Regions from separate parts of the Homo sapiens genome. Here all the other regions are linked to region 3. Evidence: chromatin contacts called from ENCODE Hi-C or POLR2A ChIA-PET data. All regions are on one chromosome and are shown on one strand. Each heading gives the region's core, a stretch centred on a gene start or an enhancer-like site at or near the end of the contact. The rest is flanking DNA. Distances are from core to core; before and after follow the strand shown. Region 1 holds the start of HDAC5 (histone deacetylase 5). Region 2 holds the start of HROB (homologous recombination factor with OB-fold). Region 3 has its middle 22 kb from the start of LINC01180.

Evidence for each region. A loop is a pair of places that touch in the nucleus more often than their neighbours do. ChIA-PET counts read pairs that join two places held with the same protein, here RNA polymerase II (POLR2A). Pooled maps may share reads with other maps.
Region 1: a pooled map shows a loop between it and region 3 (3-fold over the local background). The contact joins the promoter of HDAC5 here to the enhancer-like site in region 3. A Hi-C loop is called at or near these places in 1 of 50 pooled maps. POLR2A ChIA-PET finds 5 or more read pairs at or near these places in 2 of 52 experiments (PC-9 and activated T-cell).
Region 2: a pooled map shows a loop between it and region 3 (5-fold over the local background). The contact joins the promoter of HROB here to the enhancer-like site in region 3. A Hi-C loop is called at or near these places in 2 of 50 pooled maps. POLR2A ChIA-PET finds 5 or more read pairs at or near these places in 2 of 52 experiments (HEK293T and PC-9).

What each region holds. Positions count from the first base shown.
Region 1 is chr17:44,121,437-44,125,788 of GRCh38, forward strand. It overlaps HDAC5 (histone deacetylase 5), which reads right to left and starts at 2,205. Exons shown (of 27, transcript NM_005474.5): 1 at 2,068-2,205. RefSeq lists silencers at 1,897-2,036, 2,087-2,186, 2,257-2,316 and enhancers at 2,407-2,566, 3,713-4,212.
Region 2 is chr17:44,139,925-44,143,861 of GRCh38, forward strand. HROB (homologous recombination factor with OB-fold) reads left to right here and starts at 2,006. Exons shown (of 10, transcript NM_001171251.3): 1 at 2,006-2,221. The coding sequence starts at 2,219. RefSeq lists an enhancer at 1,761-1,930 and silencers at 2,231-2,290, 2,537-2,831.
Region 3 is chr17:44,626,460-44,630,490 of GRCh38, forward strand. No RefSeq gene overlaps it. Among named protein-coding and RNA genes, the nearest start is that of LINC01180, 22 kb to the right of the region's middle. RefSeq lists a silencer at 2,006-2,125 and an enhancer at 2,236-2,395. Within about 2 kb of position 2,257, at least 9 of the 41 ENCODE cell types and tissues checked have a DNase peak (open chromatin) inside an H3K27ac peak, as active enhancers do.

The sequences.
Region 1 (4,352 bases), core at 955-3,454, 510 kb before region 3:
CCCCCCCTACTGCCACCAACAGGAGTGCGTCCTCTAGCAGGCTGGCTGAGCCTAATGCTGTGTTCCAGACATCCCTCCTCAAAGGGATGTGAGTAGGAAGAATTAATTATTAAAGAGCAGCTGGTACTTCAGCACCGACTGCACTACCCCCAGCTCCTATAGCTGATGCCCCCTCCCCCACTATGCGGGAACACAAATGACCCCCGCCCAACATTCCCAGGCCCCATTTCTAAACACACAATTAAGATGCCACCCCTACGGAAGGCAAAGCAAACCTTTGTCTCTGCAGCTACTTGGGGTGGGTGGGGCATGTGAAACTGCTGCCCCCCTCCAAATTACATGATCCAGCCAAAGTAGGAGGATATATTGGAAAAGAAGGGGAGGCTGGCACAGAACTAACATTTCCTCCATCCTTGCCCCCAAGTAACCCACACTTGAGATCTGTCTCTCTGGTCTCTGGCATGCCCACATTCCCAGGACAGAGTGGAGATACTGGGGGCCCATTTCTCTAACTCAGAGAGACCCCTACTGCTTTGTCAAGAAAGCCCAGATCCAAGTTCAAGTGAAGAGAGGGCAAAGAGAGGAGTCAAGAAAAGAGGAAGGAGACAAACCAAGATCTCCCCAAGCTTTGTGTTTAGGGAGGGAGAGGAAGGAGGGAAGACTGGAATGAAGAAGCAGGCAGCCCCCAACATGGCTCATCCACCATCCAGCCCAGCCAGCCTAGCCCAGCCCAGCCCAGCCCAGCATCTCAACAGCCAGCATAGGCTCAGGGTGCCTAGGACTGGGGAGACTGAAGACCATGCCTGCCTGCCTACATCCTCTGAAACTAAGAGGAAGCCAAAGGCAGGACCCAGACCCAGACTGCAATCCTGCAAGGCAATCTGGCTAGGGGTCCCTCTGACCAAGACTCCTGGATCTCACCCTCCCCCCCACCTCCTTTTGTTCCCATAATCTGGCTCCATCCTCCCCTCCCAGTTGGACACTGAAACCAATCACCACCACCTCCCCAAGCTCCAAATCTAATCCCAGATCCCAAAAGCATGGTGGTCACTGACTGAGTGATGGGTCCCTTTTGCACCCTCCTAAAAGCAACTGCAGCTGTTACCTTTCCTCTTTAGGGACACACCTCATTTCAGAAGGGGTATCAGCCAGGGGTATCAAGTGGTCATCTCCTCTCCCAAAGGAAGCACCCAACCTCCCCACTTCAACAGCCCCCACCAAGCTCCCAGATTAATTACTTACACCCAGCCAGTTCTCATCTTCCCCAGGGCCCCAGGGAAGGGTGGGGTGGAGAAGCTGACTCCCCCCAAGTTAATAAGGCACTGGTAGTGCCCCCGCTTCCATGAGATACAGATCCAGGATGAAAAATGGGGGGCATCCACCCAAGACAAGAAGGGGTTGGGGGGGAGCTCCATTTCATCTCCTAGCTCTCGCATCCTGGCTCCAAGGTGTCAGACAGGAGAAGAGGGTGGCAACAAACGCAGTAACGCCTCACAGGAGACGGGGTGAGAATAATGGGAGAGAGAAGTAAGGTGGACTCCGCAGTCCCCCTCCTCATGCACGGAAGTCAAGGACATAAAATCAAGGATGCGTTCGTAGCTATGGGGAGAAGCGCTCTGGGTGGACAGCACCCCTCACCTCAGAGTACCAAGAAAGGGGTGTCCAGCGAAGAGGGGTCTGCACAGAATCCGGGTGCAGGGCTCAAATGGCTCTGCAACGCAACATGCGCCGCCAGGGAAGGGGCAAATCAGACAACCCCGGCCGGTCTCCGAGCCATTTGGGGGCGCAGGGCGCGAGAAGGCGGGCCCCTCCCTTACCTGTAGGGAAGGCGCCCCTGTCTGGGAGGGGCAGGGAGGGGCGCGCGCAGCAACCCCGATGTCCCGCTCACGGGCTGCCGATGCTCCCGGGGGGCGCCGGCTGGCTCCCAGGGCCGGGAGGAAGGAAGGGGGGCGCGGAGCGCGGCGCGCGCGCTGGGAGCCCGCGGACAGAGACAGCAGGAGGAGGGGGCGCCGCCTCGCGTCCCGGGGTCCGGGGAAGATGGGATCTGGGCCGGGGCGGCGCGCTCACCCGCTGCGGCTCGAGCTCCGGCTTCGCGGGCGGCGGCGGCAGCAGCGGCGGCGGCAGCGGCGGCAGCACCTCCTCGACGGCTCCTCCATCTTTGCGGCGGCTCCTCCGGCTCCGCTCGCCGCCGCCACCAACAACAACATTCGGAGACGTCACTCCCGTCACGTGACCCGACCCGGAGCTAAAAATAGACCCAGACCCCCCCCCCAGCCCCCCCCGCCTTCCCCTTGCCCGCAGCCACCACCAACCCCTCCCCTGCCTCTCGGCCCTCCCCGCCGGGCGGGGCCAGCGACGCCATCGTGACAGCTCCTTAAAGGGCCAGTGCCCAGCACAGGGTTCGGCCGAGACGGGGTGGAAGGGAAGGGATCGGAACCCAGCGAGCAGGAGTGGAAGGATCGCTGCAGGGGCCGAGTATGGATGCTGGGGCTCAACCTTTGGATTGTAAAAGTTTCCTCCTTGCGCTCCCCGGACTTTCTTTTCAAAACGTGGATGGTGCAATCGTCGCTTGCCTAAGCTGCTCCCCTAACACGCCCTCCCGCGGTCGGGGAGGGGACCTGGGGATAGATTCCCAGGGGCTGGGAGGGCCACCGCAGCCTCTGCAGCGGGGCCTGGCTGCGGGTGGATGGTTCGGACAAGTCTCGAACTCGCCAGCTCTGACCGCACACACTGCATCCGTGCCAGGGAAAGAAAAGCCTGGGAAAGGCCAGGGTATGGCTGTAACACTCCAAGGCCTTCAAAAGGGCAGACCAGCAGACCAGGAGCCGGAAAGACTTCCCTGACTTTGGTGCCATCCACGCTACATCTCCTCTTGGTACACAGTATGAACATGTTTAATTAGACCTAGACAATTTGTCAATGACCCAGCAATTCCACTAACAAAAATGTATTCCAAATAAATAAACGTTGTTATGTTAAAAAATGAACATGAGATTGTTTGTAATGATGTGAAAAGTTGAAAACAACCTAAATATCCATCGATAGGGAATTGGCAAGCAAAGCAGGAGACATTCATTCAGTAAAATATTATCCAGACATTAAAAGTTTTATAGGGGACCGGGCATGGTGGCTCACGCCTGTAATCCCCGCACTTTGGGAGGCGGAGGCAGGCGGATAACCTGAGGTCAAGAGTTTGAGACCAGCCTGGCCATTATGGTAAAACCCCGTCTCTACTAAAAATACAAAAAAATTAGCCGGGCGTGGTGGCAGGCGCCTGTAATCCCACCTACTCAGGAGGCTGAGGCAGTAGAATCCCTTGAACCTGAGAGGCGGAGGTTGCAGTGAGCCAAGATCGTGCCATTGCACTCCAGCCTGGGCAACAAGAGTGAAACTCTGCCTCAAAAAAAAAAGTTTTAAAGGGGCCAGGTGCATTGGCTCTTGCCTGTCATCAATCCTAGCACTTTGGAGGCCGAGGCGGGAGGATTGCTTGAGCCCAGTTCAAGACCAGCCTGGGTAACATGGCGAGACACTGTCTGTATTTTAAAAAAGAGGCCGGGCGTGGGCCGGGCATGGTGGCTCACGCCCGTAATCCCAGCACTTTGGGAGGTCGAGGCTGGTGGATCACGAGGTCAGGATGTCGAGACCACCCTGGCTAACACAGTGAAACCCGTCTCTACTAAAAATACAAAAAATTAGCCGGGCGTGGTGGTGGGCGCCTGTAGTCCCAGCTACTTGGGAGGCTGAGGCAGGAGAATGGAGTGAACCCGGGAGGCGGAGGTTGCAGTGAGCAGAGATCGCGCCACTGCACTCCAGCTTGGGGAACAAAGCGAGACTCCGTCTCAAAAAAACAAAAAACAAAAACAAAAGAAGAAGAAGAGGCCAGGCGCGGTGGCTCACGCCTGTAATCCCAGCACTTTGGGAGGGCGAGGCGGGCTGATCACAAGGTCAGGAGATCGAGACCATCCAGGCTAACACGGCGAAACCCTCTCTACTAAAAATACAAAAAAAAATTAGCCGGGTGTAGTGGCGGGCGCCTGTAGTCCCAGCTACTCGGGAGGCTGAGGCAGGAGAATGGCGTGAACCCTGGAGGCAGAGGTTGCAGTGAGCCGAGATCACGCCACTGCACTCCAGCCTGGGCAACAGTGTGAGACTCCGTCTCAAAAAAAATAAAAAAATAGCCGGGCGCAGTGGCTCATGCCTGTAATCCCAGCACTTTGGGAGGCCGAGGCGGGCGGATCACGAGGTCTGGAGTTCGAGACGAGCCTGACCAAAATGGTGAAACCCCGTCTTTACTAAAAATTCAAAAATTAGGCGGGCGTGGTGGTGCACTTCTGTAATCCCAGCTTCTCAGG
Region 2 (3,937 bases), core at 756-3,255, 490 kb before region 3:
AATTTTTTTTTTGCGACAGAATCTCACTTTGTTGCCCAGGCTGGAATGCAGTGGCATGATCCCAGCTCACTGCAACCTCCGCCTCCCAGGTTTAAGCCATTCTCCTGCCTCAGTCCCCTGAGTAGCTGGGATTACAGGCGCCCGCCACCATGCCCGGCTAATTTCTTTTTTTTTTTTTTTTAGACGGAGTCTTGCTTTGTTGCCCAGGCTGGAGTGCAGTGGCGTGATCTCGGCTCACTGCAAGCTCCGCCTTCCGGGTTCATGCCATTCTCCTGCCTCAGCTTCCCAAGTAGCTGGGACTACAGGCGCCCGCCACCACACCCGGCTAATTTTTTTGTATTTTTAGTAGAGACGGGGTTTCACCATGTTAGCCAGGATGGTCTCGATCTCCTGCCCTTGTGATCCGCCCGCCTCTGCCTCCCAAAGTGCTGAGATTACAGGCAAGAGCCACCGCGGAAGTGAGCATTGAGTTGCCCAGCCATTCGCACTCCCTCCTGACAAATGGCATCAAGTCATTCAACAAACACTTGTTCAGCCTGGGCAACATAGGGAGCCTTCATCTCTACAACAAATAAACATAAAAAAATTAGCTGGGCTTAGGCCAGGCACAGTGGCTCACGTTTATAATCCCAGCACTTCGGGAGGCCAATGCGGGTGGATCACGAGGTCAGGTGTTCAAGACCAGCCTGGGCAACATAGTGAAACCCTGTCTCTACTAAAAATACAAAAAGTTAGCTGGGCGTGGCTGGGCGCAGTGGTTCACGTCTGTAATCCCAGCACTTTGGGAGGCAGAGGCGGGCAGATTACCTGAGGTCAGGAGTTCGAGACCATCCTGGCCAACATGGTGAAACCCTGTCTCTACTAAAAATACAAAAAATTAGCTGGGCGTGGCTGGGCGCAGTGGCTCACGTCTGTAATCCCAGCACTTTGGGAGGCAGAGGCGGGCAGATTACCTGAGGTCAGGAGTTCGAGACCAGCCTGGCCAACATGGTGAAACCCTGTCTCTACTAAAAATACAAAAATTAGCCAGGCATGATGGCACATGCCTGTTATCCCAGCTACTCGGGAGGCTGAGGCAGGAGAATTGCTTGAGCCTAGGAGGAAGAGGTTGCAGTGAGCCGAGATCATGCCACTGCACTGCAGCCTGTCCTGCAGAGCGAGACTGTCTCAAAAAAAAAAAAAAAAAAAAAAAATTAGCCGGGCGTGGTGGCGGGCACTTGTAATCCCAGCTACTTGGTAGGCTGAAGCAGGAGAATCGCTTGAACCTGAGAGGCAGAGGTTGCAGTGAGCCAAGATCGTGCCACTGCACTCCAGCCTGGGCAACAATGTGAGACTCCGTGTCAAAAAAAAAAAAAGTTAACTGGGTTTGGTGGTGTGTGCCTGTGATCCCAGCTACTCAGGAGGCTGAGGTGGGAGGACTGCTTGGGCCCAAGAGGTGGAGGATGCAGTGAGCCATGACTGTGCCGCTGCACTCCGGGCTGGGTAAGGGAGTAAAGTAAGTCTCAAAACAAAAACAAACTCATTTTCTGAGTGTCTTCAATGTGCCACATGCTGGTTCACAAAGGTGAAAAGCCACAGTCTTGCTCTGAAGCAGTATTAAGTCAAGCAGGGAGGCCGGGCGCCATGGCTTACGCCTGTAATCCCAGCTACTTCGAAGGCTGAGGCAGGAGAATCGCTTGAACCCGGGAGGCGGAGGTTGCAGTGAGCCGAGATCGCGCCACTGCACTCCAGCCTGGGCGACAGAGCGAGATTCGGTTTAAAAAAGAAAAAAAAAAAAGAACGGAAAAGAAAGGGGCGGGGGCAGGATTAGGCATCGTGGGGCCAAGATGCTTGATCTCACCTGAACCAGTGCTGAACCAGCCGACTGGGAAGAGGAGCCGCTTGGGGGCGACCGAGAGCCCATCCGTTTCCCCTTTAAGACCAGAGCGGAAGACTACAGTGAGAAGGCCCTTTGTGTCGGCGGGAAAGAAATATGCCTGCCCCTTTAAGAAGGCGGAGACGCCCCAGTGGCGGCGTCTTCGAATGCGGCCTAAGGCGCCTGCCGCCAGTCTCCTGGCGACTTTCCCTATATCGCAGAGACTCATCCCTCTGACCCCAGCCCGGAAGCACTGTCCCTCGGAGTCCGAGACTTCCACCTGGGTCGTGTCCAAGGCCCCGGCGACTCCCCGGACTCGGGGTGCCGGGCCAACCTCCCCGCCGAGGCCCACCCGCCGTCGCTATGGTAATGCCGCGCCCAGCTTGGGGGCTGGCGGGCCGCAGGGCCCCCTGGCCTCCGGAACTGCTCATGGGGTTCCAGCCCCTCGCCCGCGCAAGTTGCAGGACCGGGGTCTGGGTGGGGGTTCGGCGGAGTCGGGAGACCTGGGCTGTCGTCAGGGCTTGTCATGGACGCGCCGGAGACCCTGAGAAAGCATTCTCCTCCCCCGGGCCTCAGTTTCCCTCCTGTTGCCTTCCTACCCTCCTGGGAAACCCCCCTTTCCAGTGCGCTCAGACGTCACTACCGCTTGGGTCCATCCCTTTCCCCTCCCCGCCCCACACTTTCTACTTTTTTTTTTTTTTTTTTTGGACGAAGTCTCGTTCTGTCGCCCAGGCTGGAGTGCAGTGGCGTGATCTCTGCTCACTGCAACCGTCGTCTCCCGCCCACCCCTTTCACTCTGACCCTTAGAGTCTTGGGAACTGTATCGCCAGCTGTAGCTCCTGCGGCTCTGGCATCTGGGGTTAGGCACCACCTCTGATCTGGGTTTGACACTCATCAGGAACTGGCTACAGCAGCCCTGCTGGCTAGAAAGAAGGAACCGTGGACTGGGGCATCCTACTCTCCTGGGACCCTAGTTTTTGGGCCTTGGATTAGGTAGGGAAACTACTGGCTTCATTTGCAGAAACAATGCCACTGTGCAGACATGTTTGGATTTATGGTAGTTTCTCTTATGTTTGACATAAGATTGGTCAGGCGAAACCTTTGGGATATTGCAAAATCCTTAGGCCCAAGCCAGGGGCCGTGGCTGACACCTGTTTTTGTTTGTTTGTTTTTTTGAGACAGAGTCTCACTCTGTGGCCCAGGCTGAAGTGCAGTGGTGCGATCTCCGCTCACTGCAACCTCCACTTCCCAGGTTCAAGCAATTCTCCTGCCTTAGACTCCCAACAAGCTGGGATTACAGGCGGGCACCACCACCCCAGCTAACTTATTTCTATTTTTAGTAGAGACGAGGTTTCACTTTGTTGGCCAGGCTGTTCTTGAACTCCTGGCCTCAGGTGGTCCACCCGCCTTGGCGTCACAAAGTGCTGGGATTACAGGAGTGAGCCACCATGCCCAGCCTGTGGCTGACACCTATAATCCCAGCACTTTGGAGGCCACAGTGGGAGGATCACTTGAGCCCAGGAGTTCAAGACTGGCCTGGGCAATGTAGTGAGGCCCCGTATCTATAAAAATTTAAAAATTAGCCTGGGCGCAGTGGCTCACGCCTGTAATCCCAGCACTTTGGGAGGCTGAGGTGGGCAGATCACAAGGTCAGGAGTTCAAGACCAGCCTGGCTAACATGGTGAAACCCTGTCTCAACTAAAAATACAAAAAAAAATAGCCAGGCATTGTGGCTTGGCCTGTAATCCCAGCTACTTGGGAGGCTAAGGCAGGAGAATTGCTTGAACCTGGAAGGTGGAGGTTGCAGTGAGCCAAAATCGTGCCGCTGGACTTCAGCCTGGGCAACAGAGCAAGACTCCGTCTCAGGAAGAAAAAAAAAAAAAGAAAATTAGCTGAGCACGGTGGTGCACACCTGTAGTCCCAGTTACTCAGGAGGTTGAGGTGGGAGGGTCACTTGAGCCTAGGAGATTGAGGCTGCAGTGAGCTATGATCTTGCCACTGCACTCCAGTCTGGGCAATAGGGCAAGACCCTGTCTCAAAACAAAAGACAAAAACAAAATGTTTACGCCCATGTGCACAGTC
Region 3 (4,031 bases), core at 1,007-3,506:
CTTGTTTTATGCCATCCAAATAGATACATAATTATTCAATATTTGAGCTGGACACATTCTCAAACATTTATATGAGTTTGTTTAACAAAACATATAACAAACCTACAAGTACCACACCAAATACTTATCCATGTATTCATTCAATGATAGGAAGTTGCATGTGGCAGGGACTGCATTTGTGCCTCTTTTGAGCTTAGCAAGTGCCTAACTCATGGTAAGTACTAAAGACACATCCACTGAGCCAACACATGAATGAATAAGCCCAGCAAGACTTTACTAAGTGTTTACTATGTGGTGAACATTGTTTTAAACACTTTATTTAATTTAATCCTCAAACTAGTTACATGGTAGGTACAATTAATTACTATCCTCATTTACACATAATACAGAGAGGTGAATGAACTTGCTCAAGGTCAACAGCTAGCCATGGCTGAGGCAGAATTCAAGCCCTGGTAGCCTGGCTCCTGAGCCTATGATCTTGGGCACCCATATGCGCCAGGCATCTTGCTAGGTTCTGATATACAGAGATAAAAGACACACCAAACACAGACTTTCCTTAAGGAGGTCACACTGAAGAAAGGCAACAAATAACTAAAAAGAATGTGACGTGCTCTGGCAAGTGAGAACACGATGCTAGGGACAGAGGGTGTCAGAGGGTTGGACAGGTGTGGTTGACGGCAGAGGGGCCACCTGACCTGAGGCAAGTTCTGAGGCTACTGGTAGTTAATGTTCAGATCAGAGGAAGGGAAGAGCATTCAGGCCACTGGTATGGTTGGTCTGAGAAGGTGAGAGTCCCGAGGCCGGAGCCCAGAAGTGCAGAGAAGTGAAACTGGAGAGAGGAGCCAGGTCCAGATCCTGGAAAGCTTCACTTGCTGAGGGAGGAAGGGTGTTGGGATACCCCTTGGAGGCCTCGCAGGACTGTTCGCAAGGGAGATATGAACTCAGATGCCACACTCCACCTGCCCTGCCCAGGACACGAAACCCAGTACACAGAATTCCCTACAAGCTGTATCCCACTCGGGAGAGTTCCCCGGGAGGGCTAGACAGGAGGGCAGTGCTAACTGAGTGTGGGACACAGCCAGTGCCACCTGGGAGCCATGGCTGGGAGTCTCTCTCCAAGCCCTCCCCCACAATCCCTTCAGTCACCCCCCACCCACCCTTGCCAGCTCAGACACTCAGGCACACTCCCTCCGGTCACATCCCCCTTGAGGCCAGAGATAAGAATAAGCAACATGTCTCTTCCCACATCCCTTCCCTGCCCGCCCTCTGATTCTACCATCCAAAGCAGCTGCAGAGCCTGGAACACCCCAGGCCCCAGTCAGAGGAGGGAGCATGGGGAGATGGGAGCTTCCTGGGGGGGCCGTGGCTATGGGCTGTGCCCTCCCCTCCCACAGGGCTGAGGCTGGTGATTAGTTGGGTTAATTATATCCGAGCCATTTCCGATTGGCACAAGCCCACCCACCCACAGAGCCTGCCCAGAAGGCAGGCAGGCCGGGCCCAGGTCAGGATGCTGGGGCACCAGCTCCTCTAGGTGGATTCCTGACCCCTGTGCTGATGGCCAAACGGAGGCTGATTGTCCTCCCTGCTCCAGGACGGCCTCCTCTTCACTCACCAACTTTCTTACCCATCCCTCTGTTTTCTTTGTACCAACACAAGTCCCTCTCACTCCCCTCTCCTCCCCCCAGGTTTGGAATGAAATCATGGGGCCCTGAGTTCCGCAGTAGGCCCTGACATAAACACTTTGATTGGGGCTAATTATAAGGGCCAGGCTGAGAGGCTGGAGCCTTCGGAAAGCTTTGGCTTTCAAATAAAGGGCCCACGGCTCAGTCCCTAGCCCAGGCGGCTCTCTTCCAGGCTTCCTTATGAATGAGGGGTTCCAGAAAGAGGCAGTCCTCTAGAAACCCCGTGGTCTGTGGGCTCGCTCCATGTCCCACGCCTCATCTTGTCCCTTCTCGGTTGCTTTTGCCTTGGCCCTTCCAGGCCTCAGATCCCAGGGCCTTGCCGGATGGCTTGGCAGAGCCACCAGTCGGCCGTGGAAGACAAGGCAGCAGGGGAGGAGCTCTCAGGCTGGGAGGCAGGGGCAGCGGCAGGGGCAGGGTCAGGGGAGGCGCAGGGGAAGCCAGCTGTGACAGCCCAAGCCCTAATTAGTCGGCTTCAAAGCCGGCCGGAGAGAGAGCCCGCCTGCTTGTGTGCCCTGCTCACTCAGGCGAGTAAGACATTTCTGTCCCAATCAGAGGAGAGAGAGAAAGAAAAACACGGCCCACCGCCACCCCGAAGAGCCTTTAGACACTGGGCTGGTACCCCGAGTCAGGGAGAAAAACTGAGAACCCAGGAAATCATTCTCTTCTGTTGAAACTGATACGTAAGTGCTAGGAAGGGAAGTGTGTGGTGCCTTTAAATGATACAGAAAGGGGTAACGGAAGTGCTGGGTACAGGAGGGCGTAGTCCTTGGCTAGGGCTCCACCCCCACGGACCTAGGTGAGGACAGGCATTTTTGTTTTCCTGCCCAAATGTTGCGTTTCCCAAGTCCACCCTGTCCTGCCACGCCCCCATCCTGTGCCTATAAAAACCCGAGATCTACCCCCCCCAAGGAAAGCCAAGCCAAGCCGCTGGATGTTGAGGAGGAGCACGTCAGCGGAGGCACACACATTGGCTAGGCGTTGAGAGGAACGCACTGATAGGCACCGGCATGCTGGCAGGCCACTGATCAGGCAGAGCAACACAGAGTTTGGCTGAGGCAGTCAGAGGAGAGCGCGGGCCACCGAGCGGCCTGATTCCTAGGCGACAACCATTTACCTTCTGGCTGTCCCATATTCTGAGAGCGACTTCCACTCAATAAAACCTTGCACTCATACTCCAAGCCCACATGTGATCCGATTCTGGTACACCAAGGGAAGAACCCCGGGATACAGAAAGCCCTCTGTTCTCGGTCTCTGCGCCAAGGAAGAAGTCTAATTGAGCTGGTAAGACAAGCCACTTATCGACAGCAAAGCTGAAAGAGCACCCTGTAACACGCGCCCACTGGGGCGCCAGGAGCTGTAAGCATTCACTCTTAGACACTGCGGTAGGGCCGGAGCCCCACAGCCTGCCTGTCTGTATGTCTCCCCTAGAAGTTTGAGCAGCGGGGCACTGAAGAAGCGAGCCACACCCCTATCGTATGCCCTGCAAGGGGGACAAGGGAACTCTTCCCATTTCACTAGCACTTTGGGAGGCCATGACAGGAGGATCACTTGAGGTTAGGAGTTAGAGGCCAGCCTGGGCAACATGGTGAAACCCCATCGCTACAAAAAATACAGAAAAAATTAGCCGGCCATGGCACACGTCTGTAGTCTCAGCTACTCAGGAGGCTGAGGTGGGAGAACACCTGAGCTCAGGAAGTCCAGGCTGCAGTGAGCAGTGGTCAGGCCAGTGCATTTCATCCTGGGCAATGGAGTGAGACCCTGTCCAAAAAAAATTTTTTAAAAAAGTTGTTTTGGTAGAGACAGGGCTTTCTCCATGTTGCCCAGGCTGGTCTCAAACTCCTGACCTCAAGCCATCCTCCCCTCTCAGCTTCCCAAAGCACTGGGGTTACAGGCATGAGCCACGGTGCCTAGCTAACAGTTTTCTAATCTTGGAGAAGGAGGAAACTGGACATAATTATTTCTAAGCATCCTTCTAGCATTTAGTTTTCTTGCTCATCGTCCCAGTGCTCCATATCCCCACCACTACCCCACTCCCAAACATACTCATATGTAGCACCAGGGGCTGGGTTCCTGCATGCAAGTCATCTAAAAGTGACGCTATTGACTGAATGACTGTGACCTAGGAGGCTGGGCTGATAAGGATCACCTAACAAAAACCAGTTACTGATGTTAGTGCTTACACTAACATCCCCTTGAAGGAAAAGTCTTAAAGCCATTTTATAAATTGTCAACCTATTTGCCCTAATGTGGTCATTTTCATCACTTATTACCCTCCTCAAAGTCTTTATTATGCAGCTAAATTACAATAATGGTTTAATAGTTTTTGGCAAACTGGAACCATGATGTCAC